Regions from separate parts of the Homo sapiens genome. Here region 1 is linked to region 2. Evidence: chromatin loops called from intact Hi-C (ENCODE). Cell type or tissue: right lobe of liver. All regions are shown on one strand. Each heading gives the region's core, and the rest is flanking DNA. Links, peaks and the distances in the headings are about the cores only. Region 1 has its middle 22 kb from the start of LINC00426. Region 2 overlaps LOC124903145 (a long non-coding RNA gene).

Region 1 (15,278 bases), core at 4,184-12,183, 61 kb before region 2:
GGTGGTGGGGTGTTTTAGGGTTTCTTTCAGTACCGCTTTTATTTTTCTACATTTTTCCTGAACATGATGCAATTGATACCCTTTTGAAGTTTAATTATACCTCCGGCGTCACATTGCATGAAGCATTTTCCTCATGGCTGTGTTTTTGGAAGCTAAGTGCATGGCAGTAACAGCATGTTTATCTTGGAGTTGAGACTTGAGAAGCAAGTTCCTCCCTTGAACACGACCTGAGATATATCACCTCCCCATCTGGGATTCCAACCTTAGGTACATAAGGGAGCCAACGCGTCATTTTAAGAGACAATGGGAGTGAGAAGCCATTTTCCATTAATTTAGATGAAAGCTGATGAGGTGAGGGGCAGCCATCTATCATTTCTAGGGGGTTTTAGTACTAGTATCCTCCCCCAACTGCCTCCCGATTCACTATTCTATAAGTGTGGGGGTCAAGAATGGTTGGCAAATCACCACTTTCAACAATGTCTATTTAGGCTTAAACATGGCCCTCCTGCATCAAGTTGATAATGAACAAGTTGCTAAACAGACACATCTGTGCTTAGGAGACCTGTGGCAACTTGCCGGCATGGCCTAGGGGGCCTTTTGTAATTGGTCCTCGCCTTCCTTTCTGGCCCAAGCACTGGCCACTCCCTATTCTGCAGCTATACCAGGCAGCCTGCACCTCTTTACTCCAGATGGGGTCAAAGGCAAGTCATGGCTACATTTTGGACTTCCAAGGATTGGTTTCCTACTTCTAGCCTGCAAGTTTGAGATTTAGTGGTTCTAGGATGGATGAGGTGGTCCTGGGATGATAACCAACTCATGCAGCCAAACCTTCAAGACACAGAGGAAATTCAATGTCATCATTTAAGGCAGGAGACCCCTCCAAATCTTTCATCCATATGGATCCATTATTCTGGGATGCCTTCTTTCACTTCATCTCTTGAATTATAATATTAATATATTCTTCCTTCAATATTCAGTCATCTCCCAGGAGCAGTGTTCCCCACCCACCTTCTGGATGGGATGTCTGTGCCACGGCCCTTCACACCCTGGGCTTCCCTCAAATGCAGTACGGACCACACGGAGGCCTCCCAGCATGGTTTTATCTACCCCTCCCACTAAACTATATTCAATCATTCTGGCTGATAGTAGGGGATCAATATATTTGTTCAATGAATGAATAATTCTTTCTGGTAGAGGAGCCTATTTGGGAAACAACTCAAGTCAGATTACTTGGTGAATATTGAAGGCCTGGAACAAGCTGAGCTGAAAATGCTCCAAATCTACTTCTGAAGCCAGCTACCCTGTCCCATGGCCATTATCGCTCTCCTGGTTTGTCCTACATTCTTCAAACTCTCCATATTTCAGTGCTGTGAGCATCTCTGTCGGCTCTGGTGGTGTCAAAAGGGCCCCCAAGTAGCTCCCAACTCATTAGTTAAACTTGGCCATGACTGTAGTGGAGAAAGGTGCTAGTCTCTTACGTTGAAGAAGTGGGATCATGAGTAGGGCTAGGCCCACTGTGTGGGGTCTTTCATTTGTAGATTTTCTCATGGCTACCTCTGTGCCCCAACAACATTGTATGCCTGACTGTTTTTTTTTTTTTTTTTTGTGGAGACAAGGGTCTTACCATGTTGCGCAGGCAGTTCTCAAACTCGGGCAGTCAAATGATTCTTCTGTCTCAGCCTCTCGAGTAGCAGGGACTGCAGGCACAGGCCACTGTGCCCAGCTTGCCTGCCTTTTAAAGGGGTGGAGGAATGCTTTTATGCTAGTGGCTGCATAGGACACAGCCATGCTGGGGAGAATTTCCCACTCGGAGACAGCTCTGCATGCAAGCAAAGGAGATGGCCTCCTTCATATGAGATGAGAACGGAAACTGCTTAAAACGAGTCTCTCACCACTCCGTGCAATGAAATTCTACCATCAAATCCAAGTATCTGCCTCGAGGGGCTTGCAGGCCTACAATCTATTAACCTCTCCTAACACATTAGCATTAATTAGTTTGTTCAAGGACAGGTCCATTTGCAGTGTGGAGAAAGGCGCCTGAAAGGTCTGTAATTGCGGAGATGAATAGAAACGTGGGCAGCGTGCGGACCTAAGCTCAGGCCACGATCCTTCTCTTGCCTGGGTTTCGGCCCGTCTCTTTGAGACCTCAGCCAAGCTCTCTAGCTGTGGAGTTTTATCCTCCAGTTTTGGATGGAGAGCACTCATTTTCTTTCTGGGCCCAAATGAAGTGTAAATACTTTAAACTGCCCCCCAAAGCCCGGTAGGTCAGGTGCTGTCAGTAACTAATCATGAAGCTGATCTCCCCCAGTCCCAGCACTCAGCATGAGGGCAGCCCTTCCCATTTCCTCCCCTGTCCCCTGCAGGAATTAATCCCTCAGGCCATCACATTCCCAGTGCATTTTCTTTTTATACTTCTGTGTGTCACTTGGGGCTGTCTGCCTTGAATTAGAGTTATTTGTGTACCTGTGCCTGGTAGCCTCCCCACGACTTGACGATTTGAGCGTCTGAGTGACAGGGCCATCTTTTTCATTTTTCTATTCCTCGGAGCACCCTGCTCAATATTTTACATTTAGGTACTCAATGTGTGGTTTGAATTGAATTGAATGCAACAACTGGGATTTAGATTTGCTGGATGAACCACTACCCTGTGTACCCTCAAAAATACACGAACTTGGGTAAGTTTCACAACTAGGCTGGAGTGGTTGTCAACAGTGAGCCCATGAAAAGGGCTACACACAGCCTGAAATTTTCTAGATAGTCTTGGATCAAAGTAGCCTATCTTGTTCTCTGAGTATATGTACACTTTTTTTTTTTTTGAGACCGAGTCTCGCTCTGTGGCACGATCTTGGCTCACTGCAACCTCCGCCTCCTGGATTCAAGTGATTCTCCTGCCTCAGCCTCCTGAGTAGCTAGGACTACAGGCGCCCGCCACCATGCCTGGCTAATGTTTGTATTTTTAGTAGAGACAGGGTTTCACCATGTTAACCAGGATGGTCTCCATCTCTTGACCTTGTGATCCACCCACCTCAGCCTCCCAAAGTGTTGGGATTACAGGCATGAGCCACTGCACCCAACAAATTTTACACCAGAGGTTTCTAATTTGGGACTTGGAAAGTTAATGGCTATATCTGTGGCACATCAGTATAACAATAATGACAATAATAATGGTAGCCAATAAACATTTGTCAAGTGCCAAGCGCAGAGTTAAGTAAGCGCTCTTTCCTGTAGCCTGACAATTACATGAGGCACTAGGTAGAGAAGTTAGGTGGTATCTTTATTTGTGGCTTTACCATTCATATGTTTTTCCTAATGACTTTTTGGACTCTGACCTGAGGCTCTTCATTGCAGGCTCAGCCCAGGTCTGACTTGGTTGAAGCAGGAGACAAGTTTGCTGGAAAGCTGAAGGAGAACTCTCCCACATCTGATCTGCTTTTGGGTTTATGGGTTGATCAGAGTTTTACTCACAGCAACTGTCAGCTGTTAATAAAGACAACAATTTGATCCCATCCTAACCACCAGCTTAACTTCTTCCAAGGAGGCCTGTGGTTTTTCCAAATGAGGGTTTTCTTTCTTTTCTAGCAACTCAAAATACCCTGTTTATTTATTTTGTTTTATTTATTTGTATTTTATTTTTACCTTGCATTCAAGCTAACAAGTTATGGATCCTATTTACTTAGAGTTATTTAGTACATGCTTTATATAAGTGTGAAATATTCTTGACCGGGCGTGGTGGCTCACGCCTGTAATCCCAGCACTTTGGGAGGCTGAGGTGGGCAGATCACCTGAGATCAGGAGTTTGAGACCAGCCTGGTCAACATGGTGACACCCCATCTCTACTAAAAATACAAAAAAATTAGCTGGGCGTAGTGGTGTGCACCTGTCATCCCAGCTACTCAGGAGGCTGAGGCAGGAGAATCACTTGAACTCTGGAGGCGGAGGTTGCAGTGAGCCAAGATCACACCACTGTAAGCCACCCTGGGCAACAAGAGTGAAAACTCCGTCTCAAAAGAAAAAAAACGTTTGGAATATTCTTTATGGTTTCTTGTAACATGCCCTATTCTATTGTATGTTGTCATAAAATCAAGGCAGAGAACATCTGAAACTTGCTGTCTCATTTTCTCCTATCATGCTTCCTGGGACCTTTTTCCTTCATATCCCATCAAGCCCAGCTCCTGTGCTAATACTCCATCTAGAATTTCCCATAACCTACTGCAAAATCTGTTTCTTAATAGGTGAGGCCAGGCGTGGTGGCTCATGCCTGTAATCCCAACACTTTGGGAGACCAATGTGGGAGGATCACTTGAGCCCAGGAGTTCAAGACCAGCCTGGGCAACATAGAGAGAATCTGTCTCTTTTCCATCGAGGCCATCAGTTACTGTCTTCTAAAGAGAAGGCAAGCCCATTCTCCAGCCCAGGACAGAAAATTGCAGTGATGGATTCACTCATTCCACAAATATTGATTGAATGTTTTCTCTGCAGGGCACGATTGCAGGTGTCAGGGATGCAAGAGTGATTAAGAGAGAGGGGGCCCTGCCCTCATGGAGCCTCACTCCAGAGGGGTAAGTCACCTCCAAGAGGCCAAGCCCTGGGGCCTGATGGGGCTGGGAGAGTGGGGGTAGTAGGGTATTACTCTGATGGGGCTGGGAGAGTGGGGACAGTGGGGCATTACCCGCATGGCTACAATGACCAAGGGCCCTTCTCTCCTGGCCACTAAGGACTAATTAATTTAGCAGCACATGCTTCAGAAACAAGAGTTGAACCTTTGTTGGGAGATACGGGTGGGATCTTGTTTCTTAGGGACCTTGTAAGTCGGCACCGAGGAGTTCTCCCCCTCCAGCCCTGTTTCTGATCCTGCACCAAGAGAAGGCTTTGTGTAGAGGCCACTTCGCTGCTGTCAGCATGACTAAAAACACAGCACAGCTACTCTGGAGTGATCACTCTGTGAACTTTGATCAAAACATTGCACTATTCCAGCATGAGCGCCAGCACCTTCCCCTTCCCTGTTTCCCCATAGCCAGTCTCAGAGGACACTCCGGAGACTCTGGCAGGTAATGCCCAAAAGGCCAGCCTGTCCAAAGTGCCAGAGGGCCGAGGGACAGTTGTGGGGAACCTTCCAAAGAACAGCATGCCAATACTGCTTATGTGCCTCATGAGAGAGGTGTAGGGCCTCTCCTGCTTTGACAGGGCCTAACGTGGGTCTGTGACTGAACAGAGAGCAAAAGCGTGCCCTGAAATTGGCAGAGCCTCTGCTATCCTGAGTCAGCGCTGGCCAGGAGGTCAGGAAGGGGGAGACTGAGAGAAAGGATACAGCTAGCATATTCTTAGTGAAATCTTGGCTGGATTTTGACAGACATTCAATGGCTTCTCTTCCCTCTAGACGTGTAGCCCACACCAAAGGAAAAGGAAGATGGTGAGCTGAAACAGAAGTCAGAAATGCAGGCAAGATATGTCTGCTGGCTAAGGATGGTATTTTATAAAAGCAGCATTGTCTCAGAGAAGGTCCTTGACATACATGTCTGGTGAGCAATGCAGATATCAGAACTTAGGCCCCCAAAAGTGGCCCTATGGCCATCCCTAACCTTGACCTATGCATTGGAAAGAGGGGCACAGTTCATGATGGAGGAAGGGACAGCACAGTCTCTGACCCCAAAACTTAGGATGAGGGTATACTGTATTTTTTTTTTTTTTTGAGACGGAGTCTCACTTTGTCACCCAGGCTGGAGTGCAGTGGTGCAATCTCAGCTCACTGCAACCTCCGCCTCCCGGGTTCAAGTGATTCTCCTGCCTCAGCCTCCCAAGTAGCTGGGACTACGGTGTGCACCACCACACCCGGCTATTTTTTTTTTTATTTTTTTATTTTTAGTAGAGATGGTGTTTCACTATGTTGGCCAGGCTGGTCTCGAACTCCTGACCTCAGGTGATCAGTCTGCCTCGGCTTCCCAAAGTGCTGGGATTATAGGCGTGAGCCACCACGCCCGGCCATATACCATATTTTGAACTAAATTTCTCCCAGCCTATCTCAACAACACTTGCCATAGTTCCTTGTTTTCCTGAGAGAGATAGTAACGGCCATCTTCCCTCTGTAGAAGGAGAGCCTAAGGCAGAAACAAGGTACCATGTCCAGCATTAGTGAGTCTTTAGAAAATCAAAGAATAAAATTTATGTCTTTTTCAAGCTCACCTCTTACAAAGACCTGAACCACCAACAGGGTCAGAATGGCACAGCCTCAGCCAGACGTGGTGGCTCATGCCTATAATCCCAGCACTTTGGGAGTCTCAGGTGGGATTGCTTGAGCCCAGGAGTTTCAGACCAGCCTAGGCAAGATGGTGAGATCCATCTCTACAAATTATTTTTTATTTTTTTGCCAAGTATGATGGCATACACCTGTAGCCCCAGCTACTCGGGGAGAGGCTGAGGTGGGTGGATTCCTTGAGCCCAGGAGTTCGAGGTGACAGTGAGCTTTGATTTCACCGCTGCACTCCAGCCTGAGCTACAAAGGGAGACCCATCTCTAGAAAAAACAAATGGCACAGCCTCTATGGAAAGCGGTACGGTGGGTCCTCGAAAAAATTAAACAGAATTACCATATATCCACCAATCCTACTTTTGGATATTTATCCAAAGTAACTGAAAGCATGACTTCTATTGAAAGGAATTGAAAGGAAATAATTGAAAGGAACTCATGCAGATAATTGTATACCCAGGTTCACAGCAGCATCCTTCACAATGGCCAAAAGATAGAAGCAACCCGAGTGTCCATGGATGGATGAATAGATAAAATGTGGTATACATACAATGGAATATTATCCAGCCTTAAAAAAGGAAGGATATTCTGACATATGCTTCAACATGGATGAATCTTTAAGACATTATGTTAAGTGAAATAAGTCAGTCACATAAGGACAAATACTATGTGACTCTAGTTATATGAGTGTCTAGAGACAACAGCAGAATGGTGGTTACCAGCGGGTAGGGGAATGGAAAATGGAGAGTTAATGTTTAATTGGTCCTAGGCTTAGTACCTGCATGACGAAATAATCTGTACAACAAACCCCTGTGACATGAGTTTGCCGGTGTAACAAACCTGCACATGTACCCCTGAACCTAAAATAAAAGTTAAAAAAAAAAAAAAAAGAAAGAAAGAAAAGTGCCCTTTGCGGTTCCACACAGAGGCGCCAGCCTTGGGCTGAGAGAACTCACTGGTTTGATGGTTATTGGATCGCTCATTAGAGATAACCAAAGCTATTGTTCCTCCCTGATCTTGCCTCTGTAGTTGAGTCATCACCCTTAGAGGCAGAAGAAAGCAAATTATAGCAGGGCTTCTTCAGCATTGGGGTGGGGAAAGTATTAAAACATGCATGGTAAAGATGTCACCTTCTTGGTCGTGGAAAAGCCCTCCTGGGGTAAATCTGCATATATTTGCATATATATATGCACGCATACATCCTAACCTGAAGGGAACATCCAGCTCTTCTCACCTACAAAAAGATGAATCCTTCTGATGTCTCTTTTACAGGGTATGTGGACAATAAAAATTTAACTATTAATGTTGTAGAAATCTAAGGGAAAAAAATCGCAAAATGAACGTGCCATTTAAATTTTAAATTTAAAAACGTCATTTTTAGTGTAAATTCTTTATAGGTAGATAAGAGCATATCTTGAAGACTTTTTAGGAAGGGAGAAGGGGAAATAGTAAAAGGTAACGTCAATCCTAAATCTTTATTTGAAAAGGAGACTGGATCTGTTTTTTTCTCTAACATCAATCCTAAATCTTTATTTGAAAAGGAGACTGGATCTGTTTTTTTCTCTAACATCAATCCTAAATCTTTATTTGAAAAGGAGACTGGATCTGTTTTTTTCTCTAACATCAATCCTAAATCTTTATTTGAAAAGGAGACTGGATGTTTTTTTCTCTAACGTCAATCCTAAATCTTTATTTGAAAAGGAGACTGGATTTGTTTTTTTTTCTCTAATTGTGTGCTGGGCAGTAGTTCTACCTTACTGTACCAAGGGGACTAACAGGGTTTGGAGAAACTAGGCTTCATCTTTTTCCAGGATCATCAGACACTTTCCAGGGGGAAAATGGACTTTCACTTTGGAAAATATAAAATCGTGTTTGTTTTACCTTACGAAACAACTGGAGCCTCTGGAAGACGAGGCTGTACGGTGCGTTGTGTAACCCGCCTGGGGAATCACGTTGCACAGACAAGTCCCACAGGCTTTTACTGCAATAATAAGCTTGATCTTCTTATTCAAATACAAGTAACAACCACAGCCGGCTCCAAGTCACGTGTCCAGGTCACATGGCACACAGACGCAGAAGCCGACTGGCAATCATTAGCCAATGCTTACTACCAGGAAGAAAATCCTGGCATTAAAGACACGAACTCAGTTTTTATAAAACAACCAGGACTGCAAGAGAAGGCATTTGATGTGGGGGTAGGGTGTCATTCTTGTTAAGTGCTTTCCAAGGAAAGGAAAAGAGCCAACACACACTCCCTCCTTTCGCTCTTCTCCCAGAACTTTCCAAACTTGCCCAGCGTAGCCGCCTTTTCCAAACCTGGAGGAGTGCTGGGCTGCAGCATCCGCAGCTCAGGTCTGGGAGCGAGAGGGAGGGGCGGGCTGACTTGGCTCTGGGTCCTAGCCCTTGGGAAATGGAGGGCTGAATTCAGAGCTGAATTTAGTAGAAAGCCAAGTTTTCTCTTCCTTATGAAATTAATGCTTCTGGGTCGATGGAGTTTGGGGAGGGGCGAGGGGTGAGAAGAAGCACTGTGAGCTATGGGGTCCGTCTGGACTTTTTGTTAACATGAAAAACAACATCCAGAATGTGGCTTCTTTAAGTTTTTCTGTGGTAAGAACAGAAACTGCAAGGACTCTGCCTACCTGAATGTTTCCTTGTTCAGCCGTTTGAATTTAGAAAGAAGTTCTTTCACTTTCTCTAACTTGTATAGTGTTACTTTGTGCTTCCAAAAACTGCAGTGATCGAACTGAGTTTGTTTAATTTAGTGTGGAAGTGACAATAGTGGGTGTGAATGAAGAGTTTAGAATCTGCTGGAGGGAAGGGGTAAAGTACAGATAAAAGGCTTTAACGGAAAATTGACAGCCTTTTTTTTTTTTTTTTAACAATCTAGGCGTGTTTTATTTCACAATGCACAGAAAGTGCTTTACCCAAACACTGCAGAACAGACGCAGCCTTAAAAGAAAATCTATTGGTATAGTCAGGATTCTCAATCCTATTTCATTTCGCTCTTTTCAGAAAGAACAACCATACAAAGAATTTCACTGTGTCACTGAAATATAATTATTTCACAAAATTTAGTTAGGAAGTTTGGTTTTCTCCCTCTTCATCTTTTTCTCCATCCTACCCTCTTCAAAAAGCTAAAATACGCCTGTAATCTCAGCACTTTAGGAGGCTGAGATCAGGAGTTCGAGACCAGCCTGGCCAACATGGTGAAGCCCCATCTCTACTAAAAATACAAAAAAAATTATCTGGGCATGGTGGTGTGTGCCTGTAATCCTAGCTACTCGGGAGGCTGAGGCAAGATAATTGCTCAAACCCGGGTGGCAGAGGTTGCAGTGAGCTGAGATTGCGCCACTGCACTCTAGCCTGGGTGACAGAGTGGGACCCCGTCTCAAAAAAAAAAAAAAAAAGCTAAAATAAGAGCATGTGAGCCAAAGGGGTGAATCTAGGTTTCGTAGGTCCTGAAGCTTATGTAATTTGGAAGGAAGAGAATATAAATTCAAACATACAAAATTAGGTATTAAAGTATCACTAAATTTAGAAAAACATATAATTAACTGACTAACATATCTCTAAAATCCTTTCTATCCCACATTTTGGGGCAGATATTCATTGATGGCCTCTTATGTTCCTGAAAGGTGAGAACTTTCATCTTGACCAGTGATCCGTTTAAGTGTACCTACAATTGTACAAGTTTGATGATTGGAAAGCTTTGCCCCAGACTCTTGTAGGACCCTATTTCACATCTTGTTTCCCCCCCTTGCTCTGGGGACATGCACATATCATGATATGATGCTTGAGTCTGAGCCTTTACGACTCCATGCCAGCTAAGTCGGAACGTAGGAATATCCCCAGAAACCTTTTCTAAGCAGTAGCTTGGCTATACGAAAGTGACTGCATCAACCAGGAGCAGTGGCTCGTACCTGTAATCCCAGCACTTTGAGAGACTGAGTTGGGCAGATTGATTGAACCCAGGAGTTTGAGACCAGCCTGGGCAACATGGCCAAACCCAGTCTCTACAAAAAAAATCCAAAAATTAATTGGGTGTGGTGGTATGTGCCTATAGTCCCAGCTACTTGGGAGACTGAGACAGGAGGATTGCTTGCCCCCAGGAGGTCTAGGCTGCAGTGAGCCCTGATCACACCACTGCACTTCAGTCCGGTGATAGAGCGATACCCTGTCTCAAAAGAAAGAAAGAAATTGACTGTATCAGTATATCATAATCAACCCAAAACTAAAGGTAGCTCTAACTTGGGTTCTTTTGCTAGGTCCCCAAAATGCCCATGGCCATTCCAAAGCCACCCAAAAGGAGAGGAAATGTGGCCAAATGGAAGTCAAGGTGGAAAGAGGCAGTGATCTGAAGCAACTAAACATCTTACCATTGCAGAGTTTATAACAGTGAGTGACCATATGCATAGGCTGCTGGGGCCCTGGCTTGAGCCTCCCTGCGGGACGGGTGAAGTGAGAAGCCTGAAGTTTCATTTTCATTAACTTCATGGTAAATCTTCTTCTAGGGACCCCAGGTTCATAATAAGTATTTCAAAAAGTGATTTTCTGGGCTCTAGAAAAGTTGAATATGCTTGTTTAAGGTGAGCTTGCTCTCTGGACATATCGTATGGAATAGGTTGTCAGTGTAAATTCTACTTAATAAAAAGCCTCTATTGGGATCGCAGGACTCAGCCCCAGGAACAGTTCCTCTGTCAGCCAGGCACCCGGGAAAACCATGTGCAAGGAAAGGGAGGAGGGGAGCAGGAGGGACGACTTGGCTCTTGTTCCAGACTAATTTTGTGCACAGCCCCCTATCCAAGCGCTGGATTACACGTATCACACCCTTTGCTTCTCAGGACAGCCCTGCATAGTGACTCTTATTATTTCTCCTGCTCTACAGATGGGAAATGAAGTCTCAGAGAAATTGTTTTCTGCCTACACATGGTGGAAGTATTTCAAAGCTGGAGTTCAAAACCAGGTGTGTCTGCCTCCCCCCAACTCCACTGGTGCCTTCATGGCACAACTCTGACCTTGAACCTTGGGTGAATCAAATGCAGCCCATGCCTTGTGTTCCTTTCCATACTGGAGCTGACTTTATTTGCAGCAGTATGTGGTTATAGCTCCCAGCTCTTTAGCTCTGTTCTTGCAGACCATGATCTCATTGCCTGCTAAAATAATAAGCGAGTGAAGCCAACAGGATTCCCTGACCAGTTTTAAAGTTCCACTCCTCCCCATTGGATGGTAATGATCTTTCCTGACTTTCTCTGCCGATGCCCCCTTGCCCTTACTAATGCCATACTTCACTCTGGGCATGCCCTTCACTCTGGGCATGCCACCCCATTGACTGCCTCTAGACTAGGTCCTATGCCTTTGCCTCACGCGCAGCAGAAAGACTCACCTTGCTGAATCACTCCCTTAGTTTGTCAGGACAGTATTTTGATTTTGGAAAGGCTTATCAGCATGCTGTTTGTCTGGGGGAAAGGAGGCTGTCAGTTCAGGCAATCTGTAGATGTGTTAATTAGCTGGCTGGAAGAAGCCCAAGTGCAAGCATCAGCATCTCCCCTTGCAGAAGAGCTAACCCATCTGATACCATTTCTTGACTGGTGTCCGCCATGCTAGCCATGCTTCATTCCGGGCCGGGCTGTGGACGAGGGCTAACGAGCATTACTGATTTTTTTAGCTCAGAGTTTTTCAACCTCAACACTATTGACATTTTGGGCCAGACTGATGGGTGGGTGGGAGAGCTACCTGTGCATTATAGGATGTTTTGCAACATCCCTGGCTGCTACCAGGTAGCTCCCCTCCCCACTCCCACCTAAGTTGTGATGATCAAAAATAGCCGAATGTCCCCTGCGGGCCAAAATCACTCCTGATTGAGAGCCACTGCTTGAGATCTATCAACAGACTTTGCCATCATCAGCATCCAGTTCTTTAGATTCTTAAAGCAGAGTTGGGAGGTAGCGTGGTTTTTGATATGCTGATAGGAAGGTGACGCAGAGTGGGAGAGTTGTAAACTGGACACAGAGCTAATTCTCTTGGACGACAGTATTGTGAGGAAAAAAGGTAACAATACCTTTGAGTGTAGATGCATACTCATTTCCCCACGGTCAGAGTGAATCTGAGACAGGTGGTGCCTGAAAACTTCAACGTAGTGGTTGAGAGTTCTGTAGTCAGAGACTGGGTTGGAATCCCTACTCCCTAATTAGCCGTGTGACTTTGCACAAGTTACTTTAACTATGCCTCAGTTTCCCTATTTGTAATATGTAATACTAATATCTATATAGTAGAGGTGTTTTAAGAATTACAGCCAGGTGCAGTGGCTCACACCTGTAATCCCAGAACTTTGGGAGGCTGAGGTGGGAGGATTGCCTGAGGTCAGGAGTTTGAGACCAGCCTGGCCAACATGGCGAAAACCTATCTCTACTAAAAACACAAAAAAATTAGCCAGCCATGGTGGCACATGCACACACTCTCAGCTACTTGGGAGGCTGAGGCAGGGGAATTGCTTGATCCCGGAAGGCAGAGGTTGCAGTGAGCTGAGATTGCACCGCTATACTCAAGCCTAGGCAATAGAGCAAGACTCCATCTCAAAAAAAAAAAAAAAAAGAAAGAAAGAAAGAAAGAAAGAAAGAAAAGAATTAAATGACAATGCATGCATTGGTTACACAATGTAAAATAGGTTACACTGGTTAAGCACTTGATACATAGTAAGTGCTTAACCAGTGTATCCTACTTTGCAGATTTCTGAACTAATCTTTGATTTATTATTTTTCTTATTTTTATTTTACTTTGAGGAACAGTCTTCCTCTGTCACCCAGGCTGGAGTGCAGTGGCGTGATCATGGCTCATTGCAACCTCTGCTTCCCGGGTTCAAGTGATCTTCCCTCCTCAGACTCCTGAGTAGCTGGGACTACAGGTGCACATCACCATGCCCGGTTGAATTTTTGCATTTTTAGGAGAGCTGGGGTTTCACCATGTTGCCCAGTCTGGTCTTGAACTCCTGGGTTCAAACGATCCATCTGCCTTAGCCTCCCAAAGTGCTGGGATTACAGGCGTGAGCCACAGCACTTGGCTGTTTTTTTTTTTTTAATGATACAGATAAATATATTTCTGCCCAAATTCTTCAGATAACTTTGCCAGCCTCCAGGTTTGTTGATCTGGAGACAGTGCACTGCAGATCAACTTTAGAATCTCCTTGCTTTTTTTTTTTTTTGAGACAGGGTCTTGCTCTGTTGCCCAGGCTGGAGTGCAGTGGCATGATCCTGGCTCACTGCCACCTCTGCCTCCCAGGTTCAAGCAATTCTCAGCCTCCCAAGTAGCTGGGATTACAGGTGTGCACCACCACACCCAGCTAATTTTTGTATTTTTAGTAGAGATGGGGTTTTGCCATGTTGGCCAGGCTGGTATGGAACTCCTGGCCTCAAGTGATCCTCCTGCCTCGGCCTCCCAAAGTGCTGGGATTACAGGCATGAGCCACCACACCTGGACTCCTTGCTTTTTATAGGAAGTACAGAGCCCATCTCCTTGAGAACGTCCATGATTGTCAACAAAGCTGTGCTTTCCCGAGAAAGGTCAGTCACCACCAAGGACTGGGATCAGGGTTCTTGGCTGCAGGCCTCTTGGTCTAAGGTGTGTTTGCTTTGCTAGTACAGGGTGTTGAGGTGTTTTACAAACACGTTTAACTCCATCATGCCCATGAAAGGGTTTATTAATGTATTCAATTACAAATGAGAGAGTGTTGTTGTTGTTGTTGTTTTAATAGAAAACAGTGACAAAGTAACGAATGCTGCCCTTGGTTATGGACTGAGTCATTCAACATTAGGAAAGGTTCTAAAGGACAAAGGGTAGTTGTGTAATGTATAAAAGCTGCCTTACCTCTGTAGTCAACAATCATCAGCAGTGGATAGAAAACACAGTAGACAAACCCCAAAGGATTTAAAGCGCCATGGCTTGAAGGCAAGACATCCACAGAGTCTACCAGCCCTGTCCGGGAGAATGCCAGCTGTTTGCTTGAAGACTTCGAGCCTAGGAGTGATGAAATGTTTGCCTCAAGCCACGGATATTTCCTCTATATAAGGCGCCTTTGAATTTGCCTGACTTCAAAGCGGAGTGGAGGTTGTGAAGCTGCTAAGGAGATTCTTACAATACTTGCAGATGTTATCTGTCCCAACGGAACTTTCAATGTAGAAAAAAATGGATTTGTTAGGGGAAAACATGCCTGAGAGTGCATTCACCAGTTCAGAGGAGGAGCATGTGCGTGAATTGAAAACATGCCTGTTTGGTGGAAAGAAATCTGAGGGCTGAAAGCTTAAACCCTTCCTAGGCAACTGAACTAACAAACAGTGCACTTAAGAATGATCTTTCAGGACGTAACCTGCTTTTACGTGGAGGAGCTTCTGAACATGAAGAATCTTGCTGCCGCCTGGCAGCTACTTCGTTATTTCTCCACAAATGTGACATGTCAGCTCACATTTGTAAACATGGGTCTCGTTTTTAAAATTCCGAGGGCATAAGCAGATGGTATAGTTGCAGCCTAGACTATATGATCCCGTAATCTTTTGGAGATGATAAAAGAGTGGCTTCCTTAGAGGTTTTAGCTCTGCAGAGCAGGAGCCGAGAGCAGCTCAGAAGAGCACAGGAAAGCAGGTTTGACCCCTGCGGCGATTTACTTCCCTTTCCTCTTTCCTTTTCTAGTCCGGCAAAGTCTAAGGCCTTAGAATTCTAGCCAAACCTACTGGCTGAGGCAGAAGAATGAACAAGAAGCGTCAGCCAGGCCGCTGGCCCAGGCACCAACTCACAGTTGCCCAATAGGATTGAGCTCTGGGGCCGTTTACAAGTCCACGTCATTCCTGTATAAACCTTAGAAGTTTACTGAATAAACCTTAGAATAAGGATATAAGATGACTTATTTTAATATAGTATGTGTCTTTGGAAAATTTTTTATTTTGAAATAACTTTAGACTTACGGAAAAGTAAAAATACTAGACAGGCTGTTTATATATCCCTCACTCGGCTTCCCCTAAGGTTTACATCTTACAGAATGTCAGCAC
Region 2 (15,278 bases), core at 4,459-12,458:
AGAATGTTGAAAATAATATGTATGTGTTCAGGATGTAAGAAAGATCAAACATAAAATATTCAAATCTCTTGGCCCTGTAATTATACTTCTGACAGTTTAGCTTAAATAAAAATTCCAGTGAAAGGGAAAAGGGTATATACACCAAAAAAGTTTATTAACAGTACTTATTTTTTTTTCTAAGACCTAGGTGAAAACAAAACATTACTTATATTAGGGAAACACTACAAACACTTAACAGAAGAGAAATAGTTTAAGAAACTGGGGTATATCAACTTGAAGGAATATTATACAGTTGTTAAATTCGTAAAGGTTATATAGAAACATGCAAATATGTTTATGATGTAATTAGTCATATAAAGGTTATATAGAAACATATATGTTTATGATATAATGTGAGGTATAAAAAGAAATACATACAATTTTTAGCATTTAAAAATATGTACTAGTTAAATCCACATCAACAAGACTGGAAGGAAATATAAAACTACTAATCGTTGTGAAAGAGAGTGGCATCCTATCTTTGAATTTTTTTTTTTCCTGCATTGATTGCTTTTATTTAGGAAAGACCTGATGTCATATGGAAGCCAAGAAGAAACTCTTGTCCAATTTGTAGGGAAAGCAGAGAGACAGAGAGACAGAGAGAGCTTCAGCTTGGTTTCAAAACAAGGATGGAAATACAGAACAACTTAAGTTACCAGCACACTTCATAACAATTAAAAATCATCTCGCTTCTTCCTTCTGCCAGCATAATTTTGGGCTCACAGGTGGATTGACCTGACCTCCAAGAAATGTGTGACAAGGACTCGCCCCTTACCTCCTCAGTTACAGCACGTTTGGTGTTTATGTGAAGCTGGTGGCTTTCAGTATCATGGTGAAAATTTTCTTTTAGGTCATAATTGCTTAACTACAATGAAAAGTATTGATTTTGGAAAAGGCTCATCTTCCCAAAGAGGTTCACTTCAGGAGGTGAATTAATGTGCTCCAGGGACAGTCATGGAAAATGCTTGGCCACACTGGCCGTGTTCTGTAGCCAGGCATTGCTGAACAGTGCAGAGAAAGGCGCTGGAGGCAGACAGAGCTGGGCTGGAAGCCAGGCTCCACTTCATACCAGAAGTATGAGCCCGGGCAAGTTATTGAACTTCTACAGCTTAGTTTACGTAGCTGTGAAAATGGATGAATAATGCCTGCTTGTGCTGTTGTTAGGGAGGGGACGCCTGCTTGGAGGCGAGTATGCAGTAGGTGCTCAGTGAGTGGTGATGAGATAAAAAGCAATGCTGCTCATTTTCTATATTTCTCTTTTCATACTTATTGAGATTACAATGGAGAGAAGGGACACCAGCTTAAAAGAAAACATTTGCAAATCTGTTTCTGATAAATGGAAATGAGAGCAACTGTAAACCACATGAGTCTGTCCAGGACAGAAGAGAGTGAGTGAAGGAAGGCTTTCTCAGCTGGGTGGTTATGTGAGCAGCGCCTCTACTGCCTCTCTGTTAAGTAATTTATCTGGACATCTTGATTGATAATGATGTGGCACTAAAAAACGAAAAGGCATCACAAAACTGCAAACCCTCTGCTTGCACTGTGGGAATAAAATTGGTCACGAAAAGGTGATGGCCACAAAAATCTGGTGGCGGGGTGGGGGGCGGGGGGTGCGGGGAATAGAAAATCTTACATAATATCTATTCCTGTGTTATTTTTTTAAAATCAGTTTATACAGTCTAATTTTTAAAAACAAAAGCTAGATTTTAGCTCTTCTCAATCCAGTGATTTGAAATCAGCCTGAAGAGAGCAAGGTGCATTGAATTTGCTATGACATCAACCGAATTTGTCAATTTCATTTGGATTTCCAGAATGTCCAGTGCTAGGAGACTCATAAGTTGGAGAGAAACGGCCTGATTTATAGAAACTGAGCGAGACTCCGGACCACCTGATGCAGAGAAACCTGTGACCTGAAAAAGTCTATTTGTGTTTCCTCTAGGAATCTCGGCCAAGAAGACAGGGACAAGCTCCCAACTCTGACTACCCCTTTTACAGGGAAAAAAAAAAAATCCCGTGCCTTCTTTGCAGCAAGTGACAAATCCTTGTCATATCGAGATGGCTTTTCCTCCTCCTCTTCAAACATCTTTTAGCAGCAACAGCAGCTCAAGTAACTGGAATTATTTCAGAGTTAAAATGCAGGCTTTGTAGACCCTCTTAGACAGACAGATTCAATTTCAAAGGAAACTTCTTTGGCTGGGTACTCAGTGAGTGTTACACAGGGATTTGGGGAGTTAATATTCACTGTTTCTGTTGTTGGAGAAAAGGAAAGCAGAGTTGCTCTTTCTCATTACTCTCCCCAACGCACATCTGTTTCCTCTCGTATCTTGGAATTAGGAAGATGGAGGAGACTTAAGTGGTGACCCACCTAGCCTCCTGATGCATGCTGGGCTCACTTTAAAACTCCCAAAACAGATGGCAGTTGATCACGGTTTTAAAGATCCCAGCATAGACTTTCTGCAGCCTCCCTTGTTAGCCACTATCAGCGCTTAACATTCTGTCATCTGAATAACTCCTTAAAAATGATAGCAATGGTAGTAGAAATTTAAAAGGAACCTCCCAAAAAACATGCAAAAGCTTACCACCCCAGTAAATCACCCGCAACAATGTCGCAACAGTTTAAATTTACTGCAGAGAGAGCTGAAGTTTAGGAGACACAGCTTTATAATATTTTTGAGAGATAGTTGAGTGCAAATGAGTCCTGTTCCTCTTGCATCAGGGCCTGCTCCACTGAGTCATCCTGCCTTCAGAAGCTTCCAGCTAAGTGGCAGGCCCCGGCCATAGGCTCCCTGTGTCCCCAGCCTCCAGAGAACACACAATGTTCTCATCGCCCTTAGCTCCATTCCAGAAGGGGCCTGCAGTTCTGCAGCTTATCAGGGGTCTACTGGGAAGTGAGATGTCACTGTCCCTTTCTGGCCCTGCATTGTCTGTGAGTGGCTCTCCTGGATTAAGAGTTGGCAAAGTATGGCCAGTGGCCAGGACTGGCCTGCTGCCTGTTTTTGTTTAACCCGTGAGCTAAGAATAGTTTTTACCTATTTTAAGTAGTTGAAAAAAAAATCAAGAGAAGAATACTATTTCGTGATATGTGAAAAATCACATGAAATTCAAATGTAAGTGTCCATAAATAAAGTCTTACTGGAAGACAGCCTTGCTCATTTATTTCTGTCTCATTCGCTACTGTCTGCGGCTGCCTTCACGCTACAATGGCAGTACTGAGTAGTTGTGACGGGCACTGTATGACAGCAAATCCTAAAGTATTTGCCATCTGGCCCTTCACAGAAAAAGTTTGCTGACCCTGGCTTTCGAGCCTCTCATCACTTTGGGATTCATCTCTTTACTTTCCCCAGAGTGAGGGAGGCAGTAACGTTCCTCGTGAGTGCTTAGTCCTTGCTCCCAAGGCAATAAACCCCCCAAAACCCCTCTCTTTCTGCAGTCTTCTTGTTGGCTTGATAGTGGTAGGGCTGGTTCAGCCAAGGTCACAGTTGGAGGGCAGGAAGGGGGTACAGCGAAGGACGACGGGGGTGTCTTCTCTAGTCCTGTTTGCAGCAATCTTTAGAATGCAAAATAATTAAGAAGAAACTGCTGTTTTTTGGCTGTGGGATGCAATTCGAATTCTGGAAAATTAGAATCAACAGAACGTGGGATGTGGGAGTCCAGGACAACTCCCCTGTTTTGGCTGTGTTTGGTGCCATGTGTGGAGGTGGGAGAGATGGGAGAAAGAAGAGGTTTGGGCAGGGGGAGGGAAGAATCAAGATTCTGCTTTGAATGGACGAAGGTTGTGGTTTGTTGAGAGGACAACTAGATAACTGGCCACTTGAAGATGGGATGGAAGTCTGAATCTGCAAGGAGTCACAGATGAATGGTATGGAAAGCTGTGGTAGTGGATGAGATCATACGAACGGTGGGTGCAGATGGAAACGAGAAGCCATCTAAGGACTCGTAATGGGCTCCTCAACACTTGGAAGTTGGGTAGAGGAAGAAGACCGCATGAGGGCAGGATCCTGAATGTTCCACTCACTGCTATATCCCTAGCACTGGTTACAGTGCTTGGCACACACTGCATGCTCAATAAATTATTTGTTGCCCATATAAGTGAACGTGAATTCCAATGGACTAGCATCTTCCACTCTCAACATAAACAAAAACAACAGCAACATTGCAATTCCCTATCTTCTCTTCCCTGATCTCTTTCTCATTCTGTCTCTCCTTCCCTTTTCCTCTGCCTTCCTGTTGCCTTCTCTGATATGAGTTAAATTTATCAGGGGTGTCCAGGTACCCGGCTATTCTTGAGCATTCCTTATCTGGCTACAACTCTGGGTGACACTGGTTACTAGTTTAGTGAACGAGCCAACATATATTCTTCTTTTTGTCTACATAGTTTTTTTTAATGTTAAACTTGTTCCTATTGCACCTCACTCTTTATGAACTGTCAGTTAATGCTATTTTGGCTCTATTCCTACCTTAGACGGATGCTTGACAACTTGGTGTCATCTGACCTTAATTAGGACATTCTTGGTTAAGACATTGTTGGTGTAAAGAGAGAGATGTTCAGTATGGGGTCCTCTCTGACATGAGTAAGGTCACAGAGGATGTCCCTAGGTGGAGGCTGAGTCATCGATAGGCTGCCTTTTGGGTGATATTATTCAGCTCTTTGTGCCTGCACTTAAGACAGAAGAGAGTCTCTCTTATTTCCTTCTATCTAATTGATGAAAAGTCATTTGTGATGGAATCTAAGGTCAGATTCCAGCACAAAGAGATTACATCTCTTGCTCATTCTTTATCTACATGGCCTATCTACCATCAAAGAAAATTAAATTGGTCTGCCAAGATCTGATCTACACATACCATTGAGATGAGTGCAAATTGATTGCTTGTTTTTGCTAGAGTCACTCTTGGCACAGAAGAGAAGTGGACTTCTATCAATCACGGCCTGCTTGGGAGTTGCGTGGGGTGGGGCGAGGGACGTTAGAGAGACTTGACAAGGCTGGAGGCCATGTTCAGCACCAGGCATTATGCCAAGCACTTGACAAGGATTTTCTCAACTAATATTCACAAATGCCCAGCGAGGTTGGTATGATTACATCTGCTTTCTAGTTAAGGAAACTGAGGCTGAGAAGGCAGAGTGTCATGTTTGAGGTCACACACTGGTAAGTGGCAGAAGCAGAACGGGAACTTCACATCCTTCACGCTGAGTCCAGCAGTTATAAATGTGTGGTATTCCAAACAGTATCGCATTGCAGGGAAGACAATCTTTAAACTCCCAAAGCTTCAAACATAACCAGGATACAGATCACTTCCAAATGTTTAGCTCTGCCCTCTAAAATCCAGCCGACATCTCCAACTGCCTTCTGGACATTTCTACTAGGACATCCTTCTAAAGGCTAGAGCACAATGTAGAAACTCAAATAACCATCTTCCCTTCAAAATCCTGGCCTCTGCTCCTCACTGTCCCGTTTCTTCATGGTATGTCATTCTGCCAAACTTCTCAAAACCTGAGTTATTCTGAATCTCTCCTCAGAGATTGTATCCCTAAAACATTTCTTATCTCCATCTCTATCTCCATTTTCACTATCACTACCATTTTGGCCTTTGTCACCTAGGGCTGGGATGACCAAAACAATGAAACATATCTTTCCCCAGCTGTCACAATTTAAACGCTGCTTCATCAAGTCAGAGCCTTAACTATGGGCCTCAATTTTGTCTGAATATTGGAATCACCTGGAGAGTTTAAGCAGCACTACAAATTCTCTATGAATGCTCTCCCCTTTCAGCATTACCAGGGTCATATAAGATGTGTTTGTATCTGGGAGACCAATGATGTCGTTGTAGGTTCTGGAGGTCAGACATAGTATCTAAGCATTAAGAAGGCACGGCCCTAGTCATACTCTTGTTTCTTTGGGCTGGATGAAGGCATGTAGGCTTGGCTGCCAATAAAGAGTCAAGTGGGAGAAACTTAACAACATTGCACGTTTCACTTTTCATTATTCCCCCGAAGGTATCTGCTGTGTTTTCCAGTGACTCAGCAGGTGGTAGTGCCTCCGTGAGGCCTCTGACCTTTCCACTAAAGGGCTACGCTTCAGACTTGTCAGCTTCTCATGTTAGGTCTTCTGCAGCTTTCTTGGAGCTTTCTTCCAGAAGACAGCTAGTTGGTTGGCAAATCTGGTCAATTATCCCAGAATATAATAGCTAAGTTTCTTAATTTGCATTCCATATAACACTAGTACTATGAGGCACTCTACAAAAAGGAGAATTCCATGGCCAAATAATCCTAGCAAATCTCTTGGAGTGGCACTTTAGCATGTTAAAGGCTTTGAGAAGATCTGCATTGCAAAGGTTTATTGATTTAGTTTGTTCCATTATTTTCCAAACGTATTTCACCATGGAACTCCTTTATTTTCAAGCACCATTCTAATAGAGCTAAGAGGCCAATGTCTGTGAGATATGATTTCTGATCGGTTAAAGCATGGGAAAATGGCTGCTGATAATATACGTCAATTGTAACAAACATCCTAATTTCAGAGACATTAAAATGTGAAAGCTTGTGCATCTTAGTCTTAGTTAAATCCAGCCATACAAAGTCACTTCCCTTGGGACTAGGGTTTTGTGGAACACCTGCGGGGAACTGCTGAGCAAGATGGCTCTATTTTAACAGGGGTGTTCTGGATATGACCAAACATGGGCAAGGTGGTAGAAAGGGCAGGCAGTGGAGGCACTGGAGGGGAGAAGGGATTTCCAGCAGCTGCCACTGCTCTGTGTTCAAGAGGACTGGCCTGGGAAGGAAGGAATGATGTCTTCATTGCCAGCAGCCTGGGCTCTGGTGGGCAGAAGAGTGTGATGACTCCAGTCCCCCGAGAAAGAGCCTTCTGGCTTGCCAGGTGAGAGGTATCATGAAACAGAAGAAGGTGCATATATGTTGTCATCAGGTGGCAGGGGAGGGGTGGTGGTGAAGAAGCTGATGGGAAGTGGTGTTGAGCCCCAGCTGTGCCCTATTGTGGTGGTGTGAATTTGAGGAAATATATATATATATACACACACACACACACACACACACACGTACATATATATTTACACAAATTTCTTTATATATATATATATATATATTTTTTTTTTTTTTTTTTTTTTGAGACAGAGTCTCACTCTGTTGCCCAGGCTGGAGTGCAGTGGCATGATCTTGACTCACTGCAGCCTCTGCCTCCTGGGCTCAAGTGATTCTCCTGCCTCAGCCTGCCAAGTAGCTGGGATTACGGTTGCATGCCACCATGCCTGGTTACTTTTTTGTATTTTTAGTAGAGACGGTTCACCATGTTGGCCAGGCTGATCTCGAACTCCTGACCTCAGTTGATCCACCTGCCTCGACCTCCTGAAATGCTGGGATTACAGGCGTGAGCCCCGCACCCGGCCAGTTGAGGGAGTTTCTTAAGCGACCTGAACATCCATATCTTAGTACATCAGTCGAACTACCATGATGATAACGATCAGACAGATTCTGTTTATGCTGTGTATAATAGAAAGCTGACTACGGTGGTGGACCCAAGTAAGGTCTTTTTCTCACACTTCTCAGGAAGTCCAGAGGTAGGCATTTTGGGGGGTGCTGGGAACATCTGTGACTCAGGTTGCTTCTTTCTTCCTGCTGCTTTCTCGAAGTGAAGCTTTTGTCTTCACACTGGCCTCTTCGTGGCCACACGATGGCTGCTCTACCTCCCACCTAACTCTGCATTCCAGGCAGGAAGGGAAAAAGGGGAAGCTCCTATACTAGGAAAGCAAAGCCATTCCCAGAAATCTCCAGCCAACTTCCAGCTAGAACCCCCTGGCCAGCATCTTAGCTACCAGTCTGATCAGACAAGCATTAGGGGGCACTTTGCCACCGTGAACAAAATTGGGATTTGTCAGAAAGGAAGAAGGTGAATGCAGATACTGGGTCCGTGCCTAGTAGCATCGGCCACAAATGTTGGTCGATTACCGGGCTCTGGGAGGTAAGAATGCGCTAACACACACAGATGTGCCCAGCTCTGTGCCGGACACAGAATGGACCCGCTACAGATGCTCTTCTTTCCACACCTCCACCCTGCTGATAATGTTTGATGGCTGTCCCCATCTTCATGGTTGGAAAATCTGTTGTAATTTGTGGTTTTACCACAAGGGGGCATGTAACCAGGAGGGAGTCAGAATCTTGGCTGTGCAGCCTTTGGTCCAACATGCACAGTGGAGGAGAAATCGATTGGATGTTTTGCAACAGGAAGCCCAGGGTGGACGCCAACTGGTAACTGGGCATCCAGACACGATATTGTGTTTCGTTGGAGAAAGTCAGTGTCTGGGCTAAAGTCCTTCCCCGACTACCCAAGTGGATTGCTCTCTTGTCCTCTGCGCTCCCAGAAGGATCGCTACCTAAGTTATTTGCACGGCTTTATGACATATCTTTGTTATTTCCCCGTGTTTACGTCCTGTGTCTCCGACCATGCTATGAACTCATTTAGGACAAGTCTGGCTTCTTGTCCCCTTTGTCCATGCTGTCCCTACCCCTGATCCTCTGACAGTCCAGTGCCTTGGGAGCCAGCCAGGTGAGCACCCTACAATGTACGCAATCCCTGCCCCTGCCTGACAGAACTCACATCTAAAAAAAAAAAAAATTGGGAAATAATGGGTCAAAGTAATGATCAGCAGTGGCTACTCACCTGAAAAAAAAAAAAAAAGCAACCATTTATCTTGTGCCTTCATAGAAGTACACACCTTTGATGAATTTGTCAAAAAATCAACCCTGAATCCAATCAAGCTTCTAGATATAACCACCAATTTACAGGACATAAAGGAGAGGAACATGTTAAATGATACCACAGAAATGCAATTAGCAAGAACCAGACTGTGGGAAACCCTACAGGACAAAATGACCCAGTTTCCTCAACAAATACATTGCCAGGAATCTAACAAATGTGGAAGACAAGCCCATAGATTAAAAGATGTTTAACAGAGATATCAACCAGTTGTGATATATATTTTATTTGGTTCCTGATCTGAACAAACTGTAGAAAAATATTTGAGGCAATTAAAGAAATTTAAAAACGGACATTGACCTTATCTATCTCCACTCCTCTTCAAATATAAGTTCCTAAAGTGTCCAGTTTACAAGTCAATTCACTCCTGGACAATCTAATATATATTTTAAACACTGGCCTGACTGAGAAATTATGTTTTTTTTTAGGTGTCATAATGATATTGTGATATGTTTTTTGAAAGAGTCCTTATCTTTTAAGGATGCATACTGAAATATTTTAGAGATAAAATGATATTAGGGATTTGCTTTAAAATAACACAGTATGGATGGAGGGGAATGGCTGGTTAATTCATTACAGATGAATTAAGACTAGCTAGCCAAGGACTCATGGTTGTGGAAGCTGGATGACAGACGCATAAAAGATCATTGTCTTAAACGCTCTAACTTTTGGTTATGTTTGAAATGTTCATAATAAAAAGAAAAGAAAAAGCTGAAAAAGGAAGAATCACTGGGCTAACCAAGCCATACCCATGGCTGACAGAGGTGGATTTACTATGGAACTGATGAAATGCAAGTGTGTGAGCCTGTCACCAGAGCAGGCCCCTCCCAAGGGAATTGTGCATTCATCATTTTTCTGAAGGAGGGCTCCCCAAATGGTAAAAGCTTGAGGCCTCACAAACCTTCCATCTACCCTTGATGGCAGGCAGCTGATGGACTCCTGCTTCAGACATTCAGTGAATATTTGCCGTTTTTGTTTGTTTATTTTTTCTGACAGAGTTAGGATCTCATTATGTTGTCAGGCTGGTCTCAAACCCCCGGGCTCAAGTGATCCACCCACCTCAGCCTCCCGAGTAGCTGGGACTACAGGTTTGCACCACTGTACCTGGCTAAAAGCAGTTGATATTGAAGATTTTCAAACTTACACAAAAGTAGACACACATCATATAATAAACCTCATGGGCTCTTCCCCCATTTAAGTTCTCAACATTTTGCTATAGTTACACCTTTTTTCTCCTCTTCCTTTTTCTTTTTCTTCCTCTCTTCCTCTTTCTTCTTTTCCACTAAGTAGTTCTGTTTCTCCATTTTCTTTCATAACCTCAATATCATTATCATACCTAACAAAATTAATAATTCTTTAATATTATTTAAGACTGAACCCATGTTCAAACTTTCCCAATTGCCTCAAAATGGTTGGTTCTTAAGCAAAAATCTCCAATCAATGTCCGAAACATGAAATAAGAGCCATTAATGAATCATCCCTCTTTTTGCATTAAACATTAGCTTAAGTCACACTTTCCTCCTCCACACCAGGTGGTACTGTATGAAAATACTAAGGTTGACCTTTTTGCAAAATGTAATTGTGCATGTAAATTTAAAATGGTTATATTTATCAATGGCTACTAATGGTGAGTAAACAAGGTATAAGCATGTTAGCTGAAAGAAGAGCTTATTTGAAATATAAATAAGACAACTCATGCATTTGCTCTCTGTTCCTTTTTTCTGCAAATAGCCTGCACTCTGCTGTTAACAGTGACCTTTCCTTCTAGCCCTGTCATTCTATAATTATCTAATATGTTATGTGTGCTTTGCATACTATGTAGACTATACTACACAGAATAGAATGCATATTGTATGCAGTCTGCTAGGCTTACTACCTTTTAATAGTTTACTAGGCATAAAAAGGTTAAGAACCAATAAAGGGCATGCACGCTGCATTAGTCAGCTCTCGCTGTCATAAAAAATATCACTGACCAGGTGGCTTAAAACAACAGAAATTTATTTTCTCACTGTTCTGTAGACTAGAAGTCCAATATCAAGGTGCCAGTAAATTTTGTTTCTGGTGAGGCCTCTCTTCCTGGCTTGCCTGACGGTGCCTTCTCGCCTTGTCCTCACATGGCCTTTCCTCTGTGTGTGTGCTCACATGTGCAGAGAAAGACAGCTCTCTGGTGTCCCTTCTCCTAAGGACACCAGTCCTGTGGGATTCGGGCCCCACCCTTATGATCTCATTTAAACTTAGTTACCACCTTAAAGGCCCTATCTCCAAATACAGTCACCTTGGGGATTAGGGATGCAACATGAATTGTTGGGGGGACACAATTGAGACAATACCGTGTGCAATGCACACACACACACACACCCTTAGGATAAGAGAGAATGAGGAGGAGAGAGGGGAGATGCTCAATGCATTGAAAATGAGGTCTTTAGGGACCTTATTAAGCACACTGCCTCTATGGCATATAGAGAGTAAGCCACATATTAAATTATCCAGCAGTGAATTGACTTGTAAACTGGACACTTTAGGAACCTGTATTTGAAGAGGAGGGAAGATAGATAGGATCAATGTCATTTTTTTTTTCTGAATATATATGTATTCTAAGGAGAGTGAATAAGTGAGTGGGGGACATTGACTGATACTGTATCTGGAAGGAATCTCAAGAAATCATCTGATTTAATGGTTGAAGGTAAGAATCAGTTCTGATGAAGAAGAGGATCACTGATTCAGAATAGAAAGGGGATTGCTTTTCGGAGACTGGTGAGATGCTGGCACTGCAGAGAAATGGGTTAAGGGAAGGTCAGGATTTTAGAAAAGGATACAATTATGTGAAGCTAGGAGTGGCTGGGAAGCCTTCATGTGACTTAGATCATTTTCAAAAGATGACATCCATGAAGTGACTGAAACAAAGGAGGTGACACATGGGCTGTGGGGTTGGAACTACAGTGTCATCTGCATTCTTTGACTTCCATGACTGTCTAAATTTCTGTGCAAATGCAGAACAACAAGACCCTGGACTGTTACTGGCAAGTTGAATGTGTGGGCGCCCTGCCACCAACCCTCAGCTTTCTGGCCAGAGATGTGCTGAAGGGCTCTTCTACTGTTTTCGCTGTGGATAGACATTTATCTTCTGCCTTTCAGAAACCACGCAGGAGATGTGCCTTGCTCAGGGTTTCCATGGGGCGGGCTGGGGCAGTGAGCCAGCCAACCTTTGAAATTGAAGAAGCACAGAAGGCCCATGCCCTTGGGCCGTACTAGTGATCTCAGCAACTGAGACTGAGTTTGATCCTCCAAGCATCTGAGAGATGTTTTATTGTGTCGGTTCCTGGAATAAAGGGAGTATCTTTTTGGGACAAGCACAATAACTTTTGAAAAAGTGCAGGAAAATACTTGCTCCAGAGCTGTTAGGTTTAAAAATGAACAACATGTTGAGAAATCTTTAATTTCTTGAACCTCTGTTTTAAAAAAGAAACCTCCTGATTTTAGAATTCCTTTTGTTGACAAATTAGACTTTGGAATTGTGTGAAGGAAGAACTTTTGCTTTTATTCAAGAATTCATATGTAATTGTCAAGAACTTTGAAGGGGTTGAGATTTTACCCCACTTGCAAGCTAACAAGTTAGCTATTCCAAGTTAGTTTCATGGATAGTGGGAAAAGACGTGAGACTGTTGAGTCAGGGAGATGGTTTATTATCTGCAGCCATAGCAGTAGATAAACTGTCAGCGTGCTTTAAAGAATTTATACTGGCGGCCGGGCGCGGTGGCTCACGCCTGTAATCCCAGCACTTTGGGAGGCCGAGGCGGGCGGATCACGAGGTCAGGAGATCGAGACCATCCCGGCTAAAACGGTGAAACCCCGTCTCTACTAAAAATACAAAAAATTAGCCGGGCGTAGTGGCGGACGCCTGTAGTCCCAGCTACTTGGGAGGCTGAGGCAGGAGAATGGCGTGAACCCGGGAGGCGGAGCTTGCAGTGAGCCGAGATCCCGCCACTGCACTCCAGCCGGGGCGACAGAGCGAGACTCCGTCTCAAAAAAAAAAAAAAAAAAGAATTTATACTGGCTCCCCACGTCTCAAAAGAGTGATTGAAGAGGGTCAGATTATACATGCAAATGCAGTGGGTTGCATTTTAGGACAGGAATTCTGAGCTTAGGGGACCTGAACAAAGGGCAGTAAGCATGCACGCCCTTGATTTCAGGATTACTTATTATCTCTATCTTCCAAGGATGTAGGCAAACCTACCCTTTGCTCCCAAGGTACATATGATCTCTGTTTTCAAGTTTGTTCACTACAGAAACATCCTTCAAAAGATAGGCCAGAGCAAAGGACAGGCAGTGTTTCTACTCAAAATATACAGAAATGCAGCCCGGCATGGTGGCTCACACCTGTAATCTCAGCACTTTGGGAGGCTGAGGCAGGTGGATCACTTGAGCCCATGAGTTCAAGAACAGCCTGGGCAACATGGTGAAACCCAGTCTCTACTAAAACAAACAAACAAACAATACAAAATTTAGCAGGGCATGGTGGTGCGTGCCTGTAATCCCAGCTACTCAGGAGGCTGAGGTGGGAGGATCGCTTGAACCGGGAAGGTGGAAGTTTCCCTGAGCCGAGATCTCGCCACTACACTCCAGCCTGAGTGATAGAGCAAGACCCTCCCTCAAAACAAAAACAAAAACAAAAACAAAAACAAAAACAAAAACAAAAAAAATACAGAAATGCAAGAGATCCACAGATAATTATATCCCAACAGTAATATGTCATTTAAAACTTAAATTCCTAATAAATTGAATGAAAATGAATAGTTTTACTGTACCTTATTTTCAGTTGTGCCCCAAATCCTCTCTGCAACTCCCCCTTTTTTGAAAACAGTGGTCTTGAAGAGTTTTCTGAATGTCTTATCATTATTGATGCCCCTGGGCCAAAGAAACTTCTTAAACACTGCCGGAGTCTTCTGTATACCGTGGTTTCTGCTTTAATTGTTTCTACCTCAGATTCCTTCTGGCTTAAATATTTCCTCTTTCATGCCTCTGTCCAGGTGACTACCTGCTAGTTATTACCTCTTCTCCACTCCCTGGACTCAGCAATGTTTTCTATCTTCCTACTCCCAACATTTGGTTATTCTGGGTTTCGTGTCATTTGCTCTTGCCTACACGATTTATGAAAGAAGACAAATCCTGACCTTGATCAACTCCACTCCTGAATGCCTTGGCCTCTATCACTGCATAAAGCTGGAAAGAATCTTAAAAGCTGTCTGGTCCAACCTGCTCATTTTACAGATCTGTGGGGCTCTGTGGTCAAATGAACAAAGGAAATACTAAGTTTAAAAAGTTAAACAGGTGCAACCACTTTGGAGAGCTGTTTGGCAGTTTTTATAACATTGAACATATATACCCTATGGTCCAGCAATTTCACTTCTACATGTTTACCCAAGAAAAATGAAAACATATGTCTACAAAAAGACTTACATAAGAATGTTCATACCAGCCTTACTCATTATAGTCAAAACTTGGAAACCACCCAAATATCCATCAACAGGATAATGGATAAACAAATTATGAGATATGTGTGTATATATATATATATATATAATCTCTCTATATATTACAATATAGATGTATATAATCTATCACACTTATTTACATACACAATGCAATACAACTCAACAATGAAAAAAAGAACTACTAATATACACAACAGCATTGACACAACTAAAATATCTTCACACTGAGCAAAAGAAGCAAGCCACACAAAAATACATGTGGCATAGTCCAAGAACAAGCAAAGGCAGATGATGCTGATGAGCGGTAAGACAGTGGTTGTCTCTGAGTGCGGACAGTGGGTTGGCTGGAATCGGGCATGGAGAAACTTTCTGGGGTGATGGAAATATTCTACATCTTGTTTTGGGTAGCAGTAAACTGAGCATTAAACTCTCAAATATTATTGAGTTGAATACAAGACCTGTGCATATGTTCATTCTACCTCAACTATATATTAAAAAATTAAACATTTCTTTACTCTGCGGCTTTCCAGAGGATTTAATAAGCAAATATGTATTGTGCATCTTTAAGAAGGAGACACAGCCTAGAGTGTTTTTTAAACGTGTTTGAGGAGGGGACATTATTTGAAGGAGCATCTCATGGAACAGGAAACACTGTAGAGGAGTGATGTTTTCGTTCGAATATTGACTTTAGAGCATCTCACCAGGACTATGTTTTCTGCTGTGATTTCCTTCCTTCTGCTCAGCCTAGAGATGGACTGCTCGTGCCAATCCATGGGGCAGGGGGGCAGGGGGATGAGGTGCCTGCTGTGGCCCAATTCTCCTGCCTTCCTGTTACCAGACTGGAGCCCTCCATTGGCACCCTGCCCTCTCTAGGCCACTGGATCACCACCACCTTTGCCTGCTGTCAGAGCTAAGAGACCCACTTGGGCATCTGCTGTATTTGCAGAATTGTATCAGTCACACGGTTCATTTATTCAGCCAT

The links. A loop is a pair of places that touch in the nucleus more often than their neighbours do. Peaks named below come from ENCODE experiments on the same cell type or tissue, not always from the same donor. Only the 100,000 strongest peaks of a DNase experiment are listed, where the experiment ranks them.
Region 1: a loop joins it to region 2, with 6 times the contacts of the local background. A loop is called at or near these places in 19 of 110 quality-filtered maps.

What each region holds. Positions count from the first base shown.
Region 1 is chr13:30,388,629-30,403,906 of GRCh38, reverse strand. No RefSeq gene overlaps it. Among named protein-coding and RNA genes, the nearest start is that of LINC00426, 22 kb to the right of the region's middle. In right lobe of liver, for the core only: no CTCF peak of the experiment used is centred there; DNase peaks (open chromatin) are centred at 5,086 and 8,256; H3K4me3 peaks cover 2,545 bases; H3K27ac peaks cover 4,993 bases.
Region 2 is chr13:30,328,169-30,343,446 of GRCh38, reverse strand. All of the region lies in intron 1 of LOC124903145 (a long non-coding RNA gene), which reads right to left. It overlaps LINC00426 (long intergenic non-protein coding RNA 426), which reads left to right. Exons shown (of 5, transcript NR_024464.2): 5 at 1,979-3,181. Among named protein-coding and RNA genes, the nearest start is that of LINC00427, 16 kb to the right of the region's middle. RefSeq lists an enhancer at 4,373-5,572. In right lobe of liver, for the core only: a CTCF peak has its summit at 8,185 (motif pointing right); DNase peaks (open chromatin) are centred at 8,276 and 8,576; H3K4me3 peaks cover 355 bases; H3K27ac peaks cover 736 bases.